Linked DNA regions of Mus musculus: region 1 is linked to region 2. The links are chromatin loops, found by intact Hi-C in ENCODE. Cell type or tissue: left cerebral cortex. All regions are shown on one strand. Links, peaks and the distances in the headings refer to the core of each region. The heading gives the core; the rest is flanking DNA.

Region 1 (8,328 bases), core at 45-8,044, 310 kb before region 2:
AGCACTCTGGGCCTGCCTCACAAGTCCAAGCATCCTTCCTTGAATGGGTACCCAGTCCCTGTCTCCTTGGTCTCTTTGGCATCCCTGCCTTTTTTCTTTAAACTTCCTTCTACCAGGTCCTGATGTCTTCCTGCCTGTGCCCACAGAGTCCCTATTTCTATATATTTCCACTATAGATAATGCGCCCTCCCCCCAGCTTATGAGATGACCGCATTGTTTGTTACATAAAAATTAGGGAACATCTCAGAACATAATGAACTCACTTTAAAATGTAACAAAATTGTCTGCAGGCAATGAGGAGGAGAATGAGGAACTGAGGATGAGAGTGCCTGGTCCCTCCTGTTCCCTGTACACACCAGGAGCTGATCTCTGTAGGTGCTCCAGAGTCAAGCCGAGTCACATAGTTACTGCATCATTACAAATCTTAGTTTCTTCACTGCTAATGTGAGAAAAACAGCAGTGTCTACTGTGTAAGATTATTGTGAGGGTTAAATTAAGTCAGTAATCTAAAATCCTCGGTGTCCCATATATTATAAAGATATTGGAGCTTGAGAGATGGCTCAGCAGTTAGGAGCACTTGCTGGGAAGTGGACCAAAGGACCCAAGTTTTGTTTCCAACACTCACGTCAGGTGTCCCACAGTCTCCAATAACTAACTCCAGCCCCAAGGGATCAAAAGCCCTCCTCTGGCTTCTGATAGCTCCCACATAATGTGGCATGCACTCACAGAGACACACAGACATACATTGAGAAATGTAGGGGCCCTACTGACAAGTGTCCATAGTTTCTGAACTTCCTCTTCCCTCTGTCCGATTAGCCAGTCCCATCAGACTGGAGAATTTTCATCAATAGGATGCCTCACTGGGCTTACTATCTGGGTTTGGGTCCTGATGCGCCCACCCTTTTCACAAAAGGAAACTACCTTGCTGAACGACTCCAGTTTTGTTCATATGTGACACACACATAAATAAAAATAAATCTTTTAAAAAGTTGTTAGTGTTCCTGTTTGGTGTTTGTGAGATTTTTGTTTTGTGATAAGGTCTCTTGTAGCCAAAGCTACTTCCTTGTCTTCTTGCATCTACCTCCCTCCTGCTGGGTTTACAGGCCGGCAGCGGCACTATTCTTACTATTATTGACATTGTTTCTACCTATCAACATTTTCATCCCCCAAAGAGGCCGAAACCTAAGAGGAAACACCTTTGTTGATAGCTGCAGTTTCCAAGACACCATGGTTAGTAGAATAGGAAAGCATAGGTGAGCTTCCAGGGGAAGTCCTGGGTGCTCTAACCTCATTAGGTCACGCCAGGCATCAGACTCCCTCCCAGAGTGAGGACTTTGCCCAGACATGCACCAGGGCATAGCAGAGAGGAGAGAGCTGCTGTGGGGACGGGGCAGGGGCAGTGGAAGTGACTCAGGTTTTTGAAAGTGAAAGAACAGGAATTCACCTGCCAGCTTGTCCTTAGGGCTGCCAGCCTTCTCTGACCTTCACCATGGCTATGCCCCGCAATGAGCAAGCTGGGACCCGCTTCTCTGTGACACACCTACTACCCTGCCTTTTGCCCTTCTAGGCATTGATTGCCCACAGGACTCTCCTTCCACCTGCCTCCCCACCTCTGATGTTCGTGTTGAGCAGATTGCTCCAGGGCAGAGTCCACAGGTGAAGGAGGCGCTCACGCACGGGGTGACTGAGCGGATTGCTGGGTGGGGTGACAGGATGCATGGCTTAGACTTTTCAAAAACTGCCTGGGAGTTCCACTGTTGACACCATCACCACATGACACAGGGAGAGCTGGCAGGATTAAAAGAAGTTTTCCATATGACTTAGCACCTTGTGTATCTACCGCTCCTCACTTCTGCTTCTGGGGATCCATCCATTAAACGGTTATCATTTTACAATACTGTACATGGCAGTGAAGAACTGAATTTTGTCATGCTGAATGAGTGTGTGTGTGTGTGTGTGTGTGTGTGTGTGTGTGTGTGTGTGTATACACATGTAAACTGTGTTAACATGAGGCAGGTATGTAGCTCAGGGGTAGAGTCCTTGCCTAGCAAGCTTGAGGCCCTGGGGTCCATTCTCAGAACAACAAAGTGTTTGACTATTACATTAAATATAAACTGGAAAAAGGCAGAGGTTTTGTTTTTGGATTTTTTGTTTGTTTGTTTGTTTGTTCGTTTTTGTTTTTTGAGACTGGGTTTCTCTGTATAGTCCTGGCTGTCCTGGAACTCACTTTGTAGACCAGGCTGGCCTCGAACTCAGAAATCCGCCTGCCTCTGCCTCCTGAGTGCTGGGATTAAAGGCATGCGCCACCACGCCCAGTGAGATTTTTTTTTAATAATGTTTTATATAAATTCTCTAAAGCTGGGTATAGTGGTGCACTTTTTAAATCTCAAGTCTCAAGCTCCAGGCCATCCTGGTCTATGCATTAAATTTCAGGTCAGCCAAGGGCTACATAATAAGATCTCTCTCTCTCTCTCTCCATATATATTACACATGTGTATATTTAAAGATTGTGTATATATGTCTATATATATGTATATATATGAATTCTCAAGAATTTATTTTGAATATATTCATCACTCAGGTCCTCCCAGATCCTACTCATTCAACTTCTTGCTGATTCTCTCTCTCTCTCTCTCTCTCTCTCTCTCTCTCCCTTTTCCTCTCTCTCTCTCTCTTTCTCTCTCTCCTCTCTCCTCCCCTCCCCTCCCCTGTATCCCTCCCCAGTTTCTGTTGCCTGCTATTCTTGCATGTGGAGCCTACCTAGGGTATGGTCGCTATACCTTGGGGTCCAACCATGACTTAACCTCTCCAGGTAGCTATCAACCCCAGTGGTTCCTCAGCTGGGTGTGACCTTCCTGTCCACCTCCCTACTCCACGCTGGTATTGTGTCTGCTTTGTCTCGCTCACTGTGGTGTGCAGGCTGTAAGTGTGGGAGAGCTTTTGTGGTGTTCTTGAGTGGATCCCTTGTCTGCTCAGTGTCTGAGGTATAGAGACTCAGTTAATATTCACTTAAAGAAGAAACAGGCCAGGCAGTAGTGGAGCACACCTTTAATCCTAGCACTTGGGAGGCAGAGGCAGGTGGATTTCTGAGTTTAAGGCCAGCCTGGTCTGCAGAGTGAGTTCCAGGACAGCCAGGGCTACATAGAGAAACCCTGTCTCAAAATAACAAAGAAGAAGAAGAAGAAGAAGAAGAAGAAGAAGAAGAAGAAGAAGAAGAAGAAGAAGAAGAAGAAGAAGAAGAAGAAGAAGAAGAAGAAGAAGAAGAAGAAGAAGAAGAAGAAGAAGAAGAAGAAGAAGAAGAAGAAGAAATAAAGGTTGCATGAGTGCATTAAATAATCCAGCATTTAAAAATAATCCACTAAAAATTATATACTTGCATACTGTGTGTGTGGCAAGTGCCTATACCTGCTGAGACATTTCCCAGGCTAGCCTGGAGTTTACTATGTAAACCAGACGCTGCTTCTGACTCCCGAGTACAACCAATCACCACTCCGGCAATTTTTTGTTTTTTCTAAATCCACTATTTTTTTTAAGGGATTCATTATACTTTTTTTAAAAAAGATTTATTTATTTATTATATGTAAGTACACTAGCTGTCTTCAGACACACCAGAAGAGGGAGTCAGATCTCGTTAGGGATGGTTGTGATCCACCATGTGGTTGCTGGGATTTGAACTCAGGACCTTCGGAAGAGCAGTCGGGTGCTCTTACCTGCTGAGCCATCTCACCAGCCCTAAATCCACTATTTTTGTAACACTGTCCACTATGTCTTAGTTAGAAGAAAATACTGAAACCTGCTGGAAAGGACCGGCCTGAAGATCCCCTCAGCTCTACAATGCGTGGTAATAGGACTTCCGTGGACAGTGGACTTCATTTAGCGTCATCTGATCTTAATTATCAGCTAATTAGTTCTCAGCCTGGAGCAGTTCTCCCTCCAACCAGGGAGACATTTGGAAACCCAAAGGGGTGTTTTTGGCGTCACAGTGATGAAGGAGGTTGTTGCTGGAATGTGAGGCTAAGGAGTCAGGGATGCCAGGCGACCCGCCAAAGACATGCTAATGAGCCTCCGGAAGAAACACCACCTGGGTGGCCAAATCCCAAGGGTTCTAATTGTGTCTCCGGGACTCCACCCCCGTACTGGTACAGACAGGGTTGTTACAGACAGGTCAGCAGAAGGTAATGGAGGCATCAGAAAACCAGGGAAAGGGTGGGAGGTGACGTGAAGGACTGCTGATAGGGATAGGCATCCCTGGGCTTGAAATAAACCCAGTCCGTGGCATCCTCGGATGCTCCCAGGGTGTTTAAAGGAGAAGCCACGCCAGACTAGGGCGTACTGAAAGCTGACGGTGGAAAGGAAAGATCCATGAGCCCTGCCAGGAAAATCCCAGGGTGGATCCCAGGTCAGAGGCCCAGACCTGACAGCTCCTCCACGCCTCCAAGAAAAAGTACAACAAATTCCGTTCCCCACGCTCCCCAAGGGGTGAAGGTGGTGCAGCCCAGGCCAAATCTGCGCCCCCCCCCCGGGCTCCGCGGTGTTGGAAGCCACCAGCGTGGGAAGGCCCAGCTGCATTTCCGCCCTGCACTGCGCTCGCACCTCCCAGCCCCTGCCCGCGCTACCATCTTACGGCCACTAGGTGGTGCCTGCGCTCTAGTGGCGCCTGTCTGGCGCCGGCGAGGGAGACAGATGGAACCAGAGTCCTAGGGTTCCGGGGACTGGAGGACAGCGCCGGCAGCTAAGGTAAGGATTCCTCGGGCGTGTCCCTAGAATGTCTGAGGCTGGGGTGGGTTGGCCGCCGCGCAACCTCGTTTGTGGTTTGCATTGATGACCAACGAGGACAGAGCGGCCACATGTGCTGTTGCCCCAAGAGGACCTGGAGCCCCGCTGTCCCAGAGCTGGGCCTAAGCTGAGCAGAACCCCAGGTCCCTGGCTCGCACTCAGACATCCTTCACGAGCCTGGGCCTCCGGAAGGCACGCCCAGCCCCCACACAGCAAGTCTTCAACACAGAAAGGTGGGACTGCTGTCCTAGGGTGCCTCCAGTTGAGCTGAGGGGAGAACAGGATCGCAGCACTTCTCAAACTTGGGCATGCATTGATTGTTGGTTAAGGGATAGTAAGGCATGCTGCTGTCTGGGTTCCATGCCTCCACCCCCACCCCGAGCCCCAGATGTAATTGGTTTGAGTTGGACGTGGGGAGCTTTTATTAAAAACTTCCCCCAGGGGATTCCAGCTTGCAGCCAGATTCAAGGGCTCTTTGACCAAAAGAGTTAGAGAAGACCCTATTACAAGCCCGGAAGGCTTCTCTTCCCTCCCCCTCCCTCTTGCCTTTTCAACCAGCAATTGCCTCTGCCTTTGGGCTGTCAAACTCAGTGTGACAAGCCAACACCCTACCCCAAAGGGTGGAACTCAGAAGTGCCAGAGAAAAGAGAGCCAATCAAATCATGTACAGTATGAAAGGGTTCCCCAAGTGGATAGGAGGAGAGAGGGGTTCTCCCCCACTCTAATCCCAGATGAGTGCAGGAGTGGATCCAGGCTGCACTCATCCTTCTGATCAATGGAGCCAAGCACACCCGGGGGCGGGGGGGGGGGGTGGACGACGACTTTGTAACTAGTAAAAAATGGCCCCGTGAATCTTATGTAACAGCCAAGTGTTAGCAGCAGGAGCCTGGACTCTCCAGAGCCAGCCCTCCCTTATTTGTGTCTTTAAATAAACTCACTCAATCACCCTCACTTTCAGTTTCCACATCTATGGAATGGGTACAGAGGTATAAAACTCTCAAGAGTTGCTATGGGAACGATTAAGACTGAAAGCCTGTGTTTACAGATAGTAGTTCTGTGCCAGGCACAGTTCATCCTGTGCACCATCACAACTCTTATCATAATCCACAGAGTAGCAGGTACTGTAGACAGAAGTAACCCATCTGGGAGCTAAGATACCCCACTTTGATGTCCCAAAAGCTGGGACTTAGGAACCAAAGGGCTTGCTGGAAGTTATCAACATGATCAGAGGCAGACTAGGAGCTAGGAATGTGGCTTTGTTGCTAGAGTGCTTGCTAAGTATACATGAGACCCTAGGTTCTCTCTCTCTCTCTCTCTCTCTCTCTCTCTCTGTCACACACACACACACACACACACACACACACACCACACATACACACACACACACACACACACACACACACACCAAGCAGATACCTAGTCCAGGGGTGAACCCATGGTCACGAGCATGACCCTTCCACTGAACTTCTTCAATCCATCAATGGAAATATAATCGTTATCCAGCACGTACTGTGTGCCAGGTAGGCTTCCTGACACAAACCATAAAATGTGGGCAAGACAGAGAGGGGTAAATCAGCCCTCTATGAACTCATACACAACAATGAAAACAGCTAGGAGTTCACGAGATCTACATTATATTTAACAAACTCAAAGACTTGCTAAATTGGATTGTGTCTCCCCAAATCAATACCCCTGGTACTTTGACAGTCATATTTGAACCTTTCAGAACATCAAAAATATTGTCGCCTGAGTTCAGTGTGTTAGTGCACACCTTTAATCCCAGCACTCAGAAGGCAGAAGCAGATGGTTCTCTAAGTTCGAGTCCAGTCTGGTCTACAATTTGAGTTCCAGAACAGCCAGGGCTACCCAGAGAAACCCTGTCTTGAAAAAAACAAAAACAAACAAAGAAAAGAAAAAGTTGTCAACCAATGTTCCTGTCCTGAGCTGAGGTCAAACAAGAAAAAGTTTTGTCATCTCTCTTCAGGTGTCCATCTGCAAACAATGGCTGGCTTCTATTCTAATAATGGCTTCCTATTCTATTCTATTTCTATTCTAATGGCTTCCCTTCTGGCTTTCGGGCTTTACTAGGGATACGAAAGTCACATGCGTTTTGTGCAAGGTGAACTTTACTGTCAATCTTGGTCTTTCCCTGGACCCGCAGTTTGTAGGAGGTCCCTTTCTTGTTATGCAGGGCAGCAGCAATGAGCTGCCTCTCTCAGGCAGCCATGTGATCAGAAGGGGAAACACCTACAGGCTCCGACGTGCCCTGTTGCTGAAGCTAGCACGTTCAACAGGTTGGGTGCAAGCAGTGTACCTCCAGCCTACAATATTTTCTGCTTCCAGTAGGTTTGTGGGTATTGAGGGCCATCATAATGTAGAGGCTATTTGCATAAACGAGTATCTGTTCTATGGTCTAATGGGTACCACAATTTTGTGTGTGTGTGTGTGTGTGTGTGTGTGTGTGTGTGTGTGTGTGTATGTGTTTGTACTTTTTCTTGGTGACTTGGCTGATAACAATGGTCCCTGATCCTGATGCTGCCTGATGTCCCTAAGCTCAGAAGTCAGTTATGTGTTTTGTGGTAGAATTCATGTTGGAAAATCTTTCTTCAGACAAAGGTTGTGGTGCTGTTGGTGGAGAAACAACATATATTAAATATGAAAGTAGACTGGTGGTGGACTTTACCTAGCATGTACAAGGCTCTGGGTTCCATCTTCAGCACTATATACACACAGATCTTTAAACAGGTAAACATAAAACAAGACTGTGCATTGACCTTGGGTATAGATAAAGTGCGAGATAAGGTGTCCTAGATACAAAGCACAAATGTGTAAAGGTCTGGAAGTGGCCAAGATCGGGGTAAGGTTAGAGATTTCTGCTGACCCAAGGGCCGGGGACTGTGGTGGTCAGAGGGAGCTACACTAAAATAGTAATATGCTGGAGGGAGCTTGGGTCAGGTGGCACTGTGTTTGGTGGCCAGATCTTATTTCATCCAATTAGCACAGTAATCCTGGCAGGCTGGCCAGGATCTTTTCCATCTTTGACAGGTTGATGTTATCAATGTCCTATGCTATGAAAAGAGTTGCTCACCTAGTGTGATGGCATATGCCTTTAATCCTAGCACTTTGGAGACAGAGGCAGGTAGATCTCTGTGAGTTTGAAACCAGCCTGGTTTACATAGCGAGCTCCAGGACAGCCAGGACTACATAGAGGTTCTGCCTCAAAAGTAGGTAGATAGGGGGCTGGAGAGATGGCTCAGTGGTTAATTCAGGAGGTCCTGAGTTCAATTCCAAGAACCATACAGTGGCTCATAACCATCTGTAATGGGATCAGATGCCCTCCTCTGGTGTGTCTGAAGACAGTGACAGTGTACTCATACATAAAAAAATAAATAGAGGATAGGTAGATAGATAGATAGATAGATAGATAGATAGATAGATAGATAGATAGATAGATAGATAGATAGATAGATAGAATAAATATTCAAAACTTACACAGCTGGGGTGCCTGGAGTTAGGATTTATGAGTTTAATCCTTGGCCTTAGGAGGCAAAG
Region 2 (8,328 bases), core at 51-8,050:
CACACTGCCTTGAAACAAATGGGAGAAATGCAGATATACCCACACCAACAGTTAGGACAGGGCCTGACACCCTGGGCACATCATGCCAAGCAGTCCCCAACTTAAGAGGGCTGGGAATGTCATCAGAGAGCTCTAAGAATAATCCCTTCTCCACACCCTTCCAATGCAGACCCTAAATGCTTCTCACAACAAAAGACTGTACATAGCCAAGCATGCTAAGCCCTGTACTTGAGAGGCTGAGGCAGGAGGATGCAGAGTTTCAGGCCAGTTTGGATTACATAGTGATACCTGCTGACACAAAAACAAGCAAAGGAAACCATCGTCTGAATCCCAGGTTCCTGACCGGCATTTAGACCAGGCAAGGTCAAGATTCAGCTTTGCTTTACACTGCAGCCATGGCTCCTAATGAGCCTATAGCACAGTATGGCTCCTCTGTGCACCCGACTAATGGGAAGTCAGTATGCACTCTAACACCTACACTCAAGCTCTATCTGTCACTGTCCCCACCCTCACGGTGAGGGACTAGGCATCTCCTGGATGACTTATCTCAAGCACAAGACTAACAGCCAGTGAGGGAAGAAAAAACATGAGCCCAGTGATCTGAGTTCGAGGCCAGCCTGGTCTACAGACTGAGTTTCAGAACAGCCAGGGCTATACAGAGAAACCCTGACCTGGGGGGGGGGGGTATATACCTGTATGAGGAAAAGGGAGTAGAGTCCTGTCCCTACTACTCCAAGAAACTGCCCTTTAAGGAAAAAAAAAGAAAACAAAAACTCACTATGTGGTCCAGGTTAGTCAGGAATTCAGGATACACCCCAGGCTGGCCTCAAACTCCCAATCTTCCTGCCTCTGCCTTAACCTACAGGGAATACAGGTAACTGGTATTCCTAGCAAAAGGAGGTTTGTTTAAAGTACTAAAAATACAGTATAAAATTCTGCAGTATTCTGCACCTGAGGAATTTCAAATGCGTACATTCACAGAGGGTTCAAAGGAGAGAGACACTTCAGGTAGTGGATAAGAAACCAGGTTTCGGGCTGGTGAGATGGCTCAGTGGGTAAGAGCACCCGACTGCTCTTCCGAAGGTCCAGAGTTCAAATCCCAGCAACCACATGGTGGCTCACAACCATCCCTAATGAAATCTGATGCCCTCTTCTGGAGTGTCTGAAGACAGCTACAGTGTACTTACATATAATCAATAAATAAATCTTTAAAAAAAAAAAAAAAAAGAAACCAGGTTTCAAAGACCACAAGGTCAGTGGGTGGCTTAGTAAATATACAAAGACAGACACAAAAGTAGCCAGCTCAGCTGCAAGACTCCCTCCACAAAGTCTGCTGAGTTTAAAAGGATGGCTTCTTATTTATATCCCTGAAGGTGAAAGGGGTCAAAACTCACATTTCTAAGAAGCAATGCTATACCAGTATCTCTAATCAGCAGTGCCTTGTGGGCATATAGCATCCATGGGTGGGTACCAGCCAGTGCCTATAACTGCTGCCGTGCTTTCCAGGAGACAGTGTCACCCAGTAATTAAACCAGAGGACAGGGATCCCACTTCTCCCACTAACTTGCTGACTTGCAGCCAGGTAGGGCTTTGCAAACCTGCTTTTAAAGGTGGCTGACACCATAGTGCATCAAAAATTCAAGGAGGGTTATGTTCCTGTTTGGCTCAAATGAAAACTATATATTTTCCTTAAGGACTAGTAACCCACTGCCTAGACACACATGTTTTCTCAAGGTTTTTCTTCACCTCTTGAGAGGCGTGGCATTTCCTATTTGTAAATGTACTGGCACTGGGCACCTTTCATGTCTTCTGCCTTTAAAAATTCAGTACATGGCCCTCAGTTCCTCCAAAAGGTACCATGTACCGTCCAGCGCAGCCATATTTTTAACTCAGTGGTTCCAATAGCAACATAAGCACAAGGAACCGTAGCCAACTTTTCAGAAACTACAGTTTGCTAGATGAGCAATCTACCATAAGCATAGCATGACATCGTCCAATAGTAATGACAGATGTAAGGAAAACAGGTTCCATCCTTATTCGCAGAAAATACCACCAGACTTCCTGCTCCTCTGACTCTTAAAAAAAAAAAATGATTGCATGCATTTACACAGCTGAGCGAAGTCTGCATCTTCACCTATGCGACAGTGAGTATACCGCAGAGGGCCAATGAGACCTAGCTACCATCGTTCTTCTGTGACACAGAGCTAACTAATGTTATCACCCCAAAAAGGGTTTACGAAATTCCACATTAAGAGGCCACCAGACAGGACCGAGGAAAAGTAAACAGCCCGGGCCTCCGACAGCCCGGCTGGCTGGGCAGCTAGCTGGGCCGGGCACCCTGGCCCGGGGCACAATCCCATTTCGGAGCACGTAGAGAATCTGGACAAACCTGTCCCGAGGTGATGTAAGGCTGGTGCCCGGCCCTAGCCTGGAAGCGAGTTGGAGGCTGGCTGGGCCCGCTAGTCTGCAGCCGAGGCCGAGAGCCTGGGGCTTCATGTCAGCCCCTCGCCAGACAGACGGGACCCAGCGCAGGAGGGGCAGACCAAGCGGAGCAGAGCGCCACCAACCCTGCCGCCCTCTTCCTCGGGTGCAGCAGGTGCCTGCAGCGCACAGGTGCGGCCCCGCCCCCGTGTCCCCGCGCGGCCGCCGTCGCCCCGGTCCCTAGCGCACCCCAGGGAACCGAACGCCGGGCCGCGGACACAAACCCTCTGTCCTGACGACTCGGTAGCCACCAGCCCAGAGGTGAGACGCTTACCTGGATGCCCTCGGTGCGGAGCGCTGGGGGCCGAGCGCCACCGCGGGCCAACAGCATCTCCGGCTGTCCTGCAGCCCGGCCCCTGCCGCTCCTCTCCCGCAGAGCCCCGCCCCGCCCTGCCCTCAGCGGGACACGCCCTGGACACGCCCTAGACTGGGCGCTTCCGCTCGGATACCCATGCCGAATGGCTCTCTCTCGCCGTCCATCAAAAACGTACTTCCGGGAGGTGTTGGGGCTTGGAGCTCCGTCCTGCCAATCAAGTTAGCGCCGCTCGGGTGGGGCCGCGCTCGTACCTCCCCCTTACGTAACAGCGCCCAGGGACGAGCTGTCAGTCAAAGAAGCTTCAATCCCTGGGGAGGCTGGGACGAGAAACAAACAGGCACCAGGCCGCCATTGGACGTGGCGTGTGTCAGTCACCATGGATACCCACCCAGAGGTTTATGCGGCAGCCACTATAGCCAGTCTCCGGCAGTGATTGCTGCTAGCTCTTGGCTCCGCCAAGCGTCAGCCGGTATCCAGGCCTGGACTCTGAGCCACTGGCTGGAGAGGGAGGTCTGCAGCTCCCTGGTGGGAGTGATGGGATTTATTAATCAACTTGCTTAGGAGACAATAAGTGACACAGAGTAGAATTTAGCTGAGGTAGTGCTACCTTTACAATAAATCCAAAGTTATCAGGCTTGTTAGAAAGAATTCTGTAAATGTTTCTTCCCGGGGATTGATGTGCATTAGGTTCCATTCCCATAACCAAAAAAAAGACAACCCTGATTTACAACCAGCCATTAAACACATTAGCGTATCAAAGAACGTGTCTCTAACGGATACAAGCATCCTGAAGTTCTGGCCTGACATAAAGCCCCGTTTCTCTGGAGAAAAGCATAATTCTGCCCAGTGGCCAAGATGACCCTCTGTAACGACTATTATCGAACAACACTGATGTACTTAAGAAATAATTCTGGCGCCGGGCAGTGGTGGCGCGCACGCCTTTAATCCCAGCACTTGGTAGGCAGTGGTAGGCAGATTTCCGAGTTCTAGGCCAGCCTGGTCTACAGAGTTCCAGGACAGCCAGGGCTACACAGAAAAACCCTGTCTTGAACCCCCCCCCCCAAAAAAAAAAAAAAAGAAGGAAGGAAGGAAGGAAGGAAGGAAGGAAGGAAGGAAGGAAGGAAGGAAGGAAGAAATCTGGCAATATTTGGCTGTGTAAATCTTAAATGGCCAGACTTGCAGCCTACAGTCTCTGTTTCTACTGTGGCCTGCATCCCTTAGTCCCTACTTGTTACAAGATATGTCTGGCCCCTACTCTAATTTTTCCCCGCCCGGGAAACATGCTGCCTTTCTCCCTAGAAGCCCTTCCCCATGTAACTCAGCCATTTTGGTTACCTGCTCCTTTCAGTTTACCCCTTACTCTCTTAGCCAGTCTCTTAGACCAAGCTGCCTCTCTTGGTTGGCAGCTCCCCTTCTAGCTCTCTGTTTCCACATCTCCTCAGGTGGCGCAGCTCAGTCTGGGGATGTTCACTCTCCCAGATGTCTCTGCCTCTGTCTCTGCACCCCCTTTTATCTGCCATAAACTTTGTCCTTCACCATACCTAACAGCAGTCGCTTCCTTTCCTTTTTTGTCATTCAAGAGGCAGGGCGTCAGGGGAGCTTGCCTCTAGTCAGCCCCTCCACAGATCTGTCAGGGGCTTGAGAACCAGGGAACCGGTGTCACAAAGGTCTCTAGCACCGAAGTTGGAGGCCCTCTCCCATGGCGGCGTGTAGCCCGCTCCCACCTAGTTCTTGCGTGTCGCTCTCACTTTGACCTGAAACACTTGTGACCTTTCCCTGTTCAAATGCCTCCCACTGGGTACATTTCATGCTCCATAAAACCCAACGGCCCCTGGCTTTCAAGACGACCTTTTCTGGCCACCTCCTTCCTGGTCTAGCCCAATTCTGTGAAGGCTGCCCTTGGCCTTAAAGCCTCCAAACCTGGAGTGGGACAGCTCTCTAATTCACTGCACAGTACTGAGCAATCCTAGCCACCCTCCCCTGGGCTCCCCTCCCCCATTTTCTAGGCACAACATTTAGGTCTCCTTCTGTCACCTCATTCAGTGCCTTCCACTCTAAGAACACTTCTTTGAGAAGTTTACTTCTTCCATTTCAGTGACCTCTGAGACGCTGGTAAATGAGTAAGACTAAATGGCAGGGAGTCAAATTCCTGGTGGCAATCCCAAAGACTGGCTCTAAACTCCAACTTCCTCCCCAAGCTGAAAACAGCCCCAGCCGCTTCCTCTAAAGACAGTTTGGATACACTCAGGAATGTTCCAGTCCCATTAGTACTCTTAAAATAAAAGGCAAGAGAGCTGGAAATCCTTTTCCCTGGCCACAGAAAATCTCCTTTGGAATGTCTCTAGCCCATTTTCTCCCTGGGACGCCATTCTCTACTGAGAGTGCCTCTGATTTCTGGCGTCCCCAATTCAATGTTTGTTGAGAGTTGACCCATAAAGATTCCTCAGGGCAGACCTCTCCACTGGGTTTGCTTCATGTATGCACCCCACTACCCAGCTCACATTGGATACCCCATGTACACAGTCCCAATGCTGGGGTGCTTATTCCCGTATATGTGGAACAACCCCCGCACTAAGGAGTAAGTGCTGAACGGCTCATAGTGTGGCTGAGAGGGTCCCAAGGTCTAGCCAGAGTCAAGCTGCCACAATTCTGGGCAAAGCCATTTATTTACCTTGTTCCCCTGGACTTTAGGGAGAGGAGACACTATGCCACCAGGGTTCAGAACATATCACTTTCTGTGGAGAGCGGACCCAGGGGCACCAGAGCCAGGAGGAGATAAGTATATGAGTTCAATGACAGAGATGGAGAACTGGGTGCATTCTGGAGTATGTAAGGGCTGAAGTGAAGAAGAGTGTGCCATGGATTAGACATGGGGCAAGAGCTACAAAGCGCAAGCATCATCATGGGAAGATGATCTAGGTGTTTGGTTGAGTTACTGCCTGGCTGGTCAGACTGTTGTGCCATGAAGTTCGTGAGTCCCAAAAGACTATAAGGAGCTGTTTCCCATGTAATCGCATTAGGGTCTCTTTATTACGAACTGGAGTTTGGGTTTACTTGCCCCCAGCCCACAGGATGGTTTGGTGAAGCAGCCCCAAACTCTCATTTGGGACAAGGTTTTATAGGAAATGGAAGCAAGTGAGGGGGTCCAGCCTGGCAAGCATCTAACTGAATAGCTTATTGTAGGCCCACAGGTGGGTGTTCTGAAGCAAGACCATATATCATCATGGACGGTCTGAAAGTACTACTGAAACAATCAGACTAATCTTGGATTAAGTAGCTAGAGAGTAATTCTGGCCAAGGTCAAGCGGTGGGGTCCTTCCTGGTACTTGGGTGCAGCTTGGGTTCAGCTGCAGGCCAAGTTCTCAGGCTGCCTCCTCCTCCTCCTCCTCCTCCTCCTCCTCCTCCTCCTCCTCCCCCTCCTCCTCCTCCTCCTCCTCCTCCTCCTCCTCTTCCTCCTCCTCCTCCTCCTCCCCCTCCTCCTCCTCCTCCTCCTCCTCCTCCTCCTCCTCCTCCTCCTCCTTCTCCTCCTTTTTTAAGATGGGCCAGTTCCAAACAGCTTTGGCCTCTCGTTCTCCCCTTTCTCTGGTAACTAGAAGGTCCAAACATAGGACTTCCCGAAGCTTACAGGCTTCATTCTGGAGGGACTGGTTGTGACTTTTCATCACCATAAGTTGGATGCCCCATGTCTTTCTTTCATGAACTGGACAAAAAGTAAGGGGTAGAGGTAAAATGAGCAGGGGGCCCAGCAGGGTAGATATCAGGATGGTCAGCTCTGGGGAGCTGTTGAACCATGAGTCGAACCAGCCTTGTGCCTGTTCTCTTTCTGTTTTTCTCTTGGGCAGGCCCTCTCTAACTTCGGCCATCGACTCACTGACCAGTCCAGAGTGGTCAACATAGAAACAGCATTCTTCTCTGAGGGCTGCACATAGCCCTCCCTGTTGCAGGGACAGGAGATCCACCCCCCTCCTAGTCTGGAGTACTACCTCTGCCAGGGAACCCAGGGAATCTTGGAGATGAGTGGTCCCTTTTTCTAATCTCTCTGTACCAGTATCAATGGCCTCTCTCAAACTGTCACAATGTTTGTTTTGTAACATCAAAGAAGCTACCCTGGTTCCTGTGCCAGCCACTCCCAGTCCTATGAGAGTTACTACCAAGATTGGTTTCTACTTGGCTCTTATGGGAACTAAACCTGAGGATTTAGTTACCCAGGAAACCTACGACTTGGTTGTCTGTGTGATCGATGATCCTGAGTAACAACTGGACAAGTATACAGGATTCTTTGCCCTAATGTAGTATAGCCCCGTGGATGCATGGGGTAAGCCCAACAGTGCTTGTCCACCAGACATTGGTGGGTGGTAATAGTTATTTATCATTATCTGGATTTACCTTGTAGGTCTCGTTACAAAGGTGGCTATAGGCACCAGGGACTGTCCCTATGCAGGTGTCCTGACCTCCTATGAACTATAAGGTCAGCCTAGACTCACCTGTTACCATCTGTACTCACTGGGGTTCTCAGTTTCAGTAAAGTTTCCAATCAGGGCTATGTCTTCAAAATAGGGTGGTCTTATCTCATAGCACAGCCAGTGTGACTCACATAACTCAGGTCTGGAGGTACGGGTGACCAGAAAAGACTGGACCATCATATTCTAGAGCAGGTCGGGGCTGTCATTACTCAGTGTTTGTGTTGTCCTAGTGGCTTGGGTTGGGGCCTTATTAGGGGAAGATAGGCGTGAGCCCTGGGGTTGGATTGGTGTCCAAGCCCACAGAAGTGGTAGAGGTGGGGATTTAGCAGGACACTGGGCCAGAGAGCAATTGGGGGTATCTGAACATAATGTCAGATGGTGAACAGGACCCCAGGATCTTTGCCAGTGACAAAGTCTAAGTCCCCAAGTCTTACTGGTAGCCCATTCAGCCTACTGTCATCAACTGTAAATCTAATAACAAGAAGATTGCATTTCTCCCCACAGCCCTGGGTATAGAGCCTAGTCATGGTGATGAGGTCCTTAATTGGGGGGGTGGGGGGGGGGAGGGTCCAGTGTATCCATCCAGTGAGCCACGGATTAGATATGGGGTAAGAGCTACAGAAAGCAAGCATCGTCATGGGATGATGATCTAGGTGCTTGGGTTGAGTTACTGGCTGGCTGGTCAGACCACTCAATGAAATGAGAAACGGAGCAGGTTTGGTGGGGGGATGGAGGGCTTGCTGGTGGGGGTAGGGGTGGGGGTGGGAGGCGAGAAAACAATGAGTAGTTAATTTCTCCTCCTTTGTGGCTGATGCAACCTTGATTTTGCTGAGGCATCGTTTTGAAATTTCCCATTGGTTTCCTAATAGGAAGAGATCATACTTCTGACAGTGGCTATCTGGCCCAGCTGCCCCCAAGCCCCTCACAGCTCCTCACCTGAAGGTGTGCTGCTCACCCCAGGAGGGCACGGGGCACTATATTTTCCTCCCCTTTCCATGCAAACCGTTTGATGCAGGGCAATGTGCTGCTATGACTGGTATCCAAATCTCACACCAGTCAGAAGGCTCC

The links. Peaks named below come from ENCODE experiments on the same cell type or tissue, not always from the same donor. Only the 100,000 strongest peaks of a DNase experiment are listed, where the experiment ranks them.
Region 1: a loop joins it to region 2, with 2.7 times the contacts of the local background. A loop is called at or near these places in 4 of 42 quality-filtered maps.

The regions. Positions count from the first base shown.
Region 1 is chr8:90,824,178-90,832,505 of GRCm38, forward strand. It overlaps Chd9 (chromodomain helicase DNA binding protein 9), which reads left to right and starts at 4,658. Exons shown (of 40, transcript NM_177224.2): 1 at 4,658-4,737. In left cerebral cortex, for the core only: CTCF peaks have their summits at 3,614 (motif pointing right), 3,816 and 4,624 (motif pointing right); DNase peaks (open chromatin) are centred at 4,277, 4,643 and 5,454; H3K4me3 peaks cover 2,153 bases; H3K27ac peaks cover 2,116 bases.
Region 2 is chr8:91,131,145-91,139,472 of GRCm38, forward strand. It overlaps Aktip (thymoma viral proto-oncogene 1 interacting protein), which reads right to left and starts at 2,883. Exons shown (of 10, transcript NM_001302266.1): 1 at 2,756-2,883; 2 at 1-8. In left cerebral cortex, for the core only: a CTCF peak has its summit at 3,265; DNase peaks (open chromatin) are centred at 2,049, 3,072 and 3,611; H3K4me3 peaks cover 1,924 bases; H3K27ac peaks cover 1,410 bases.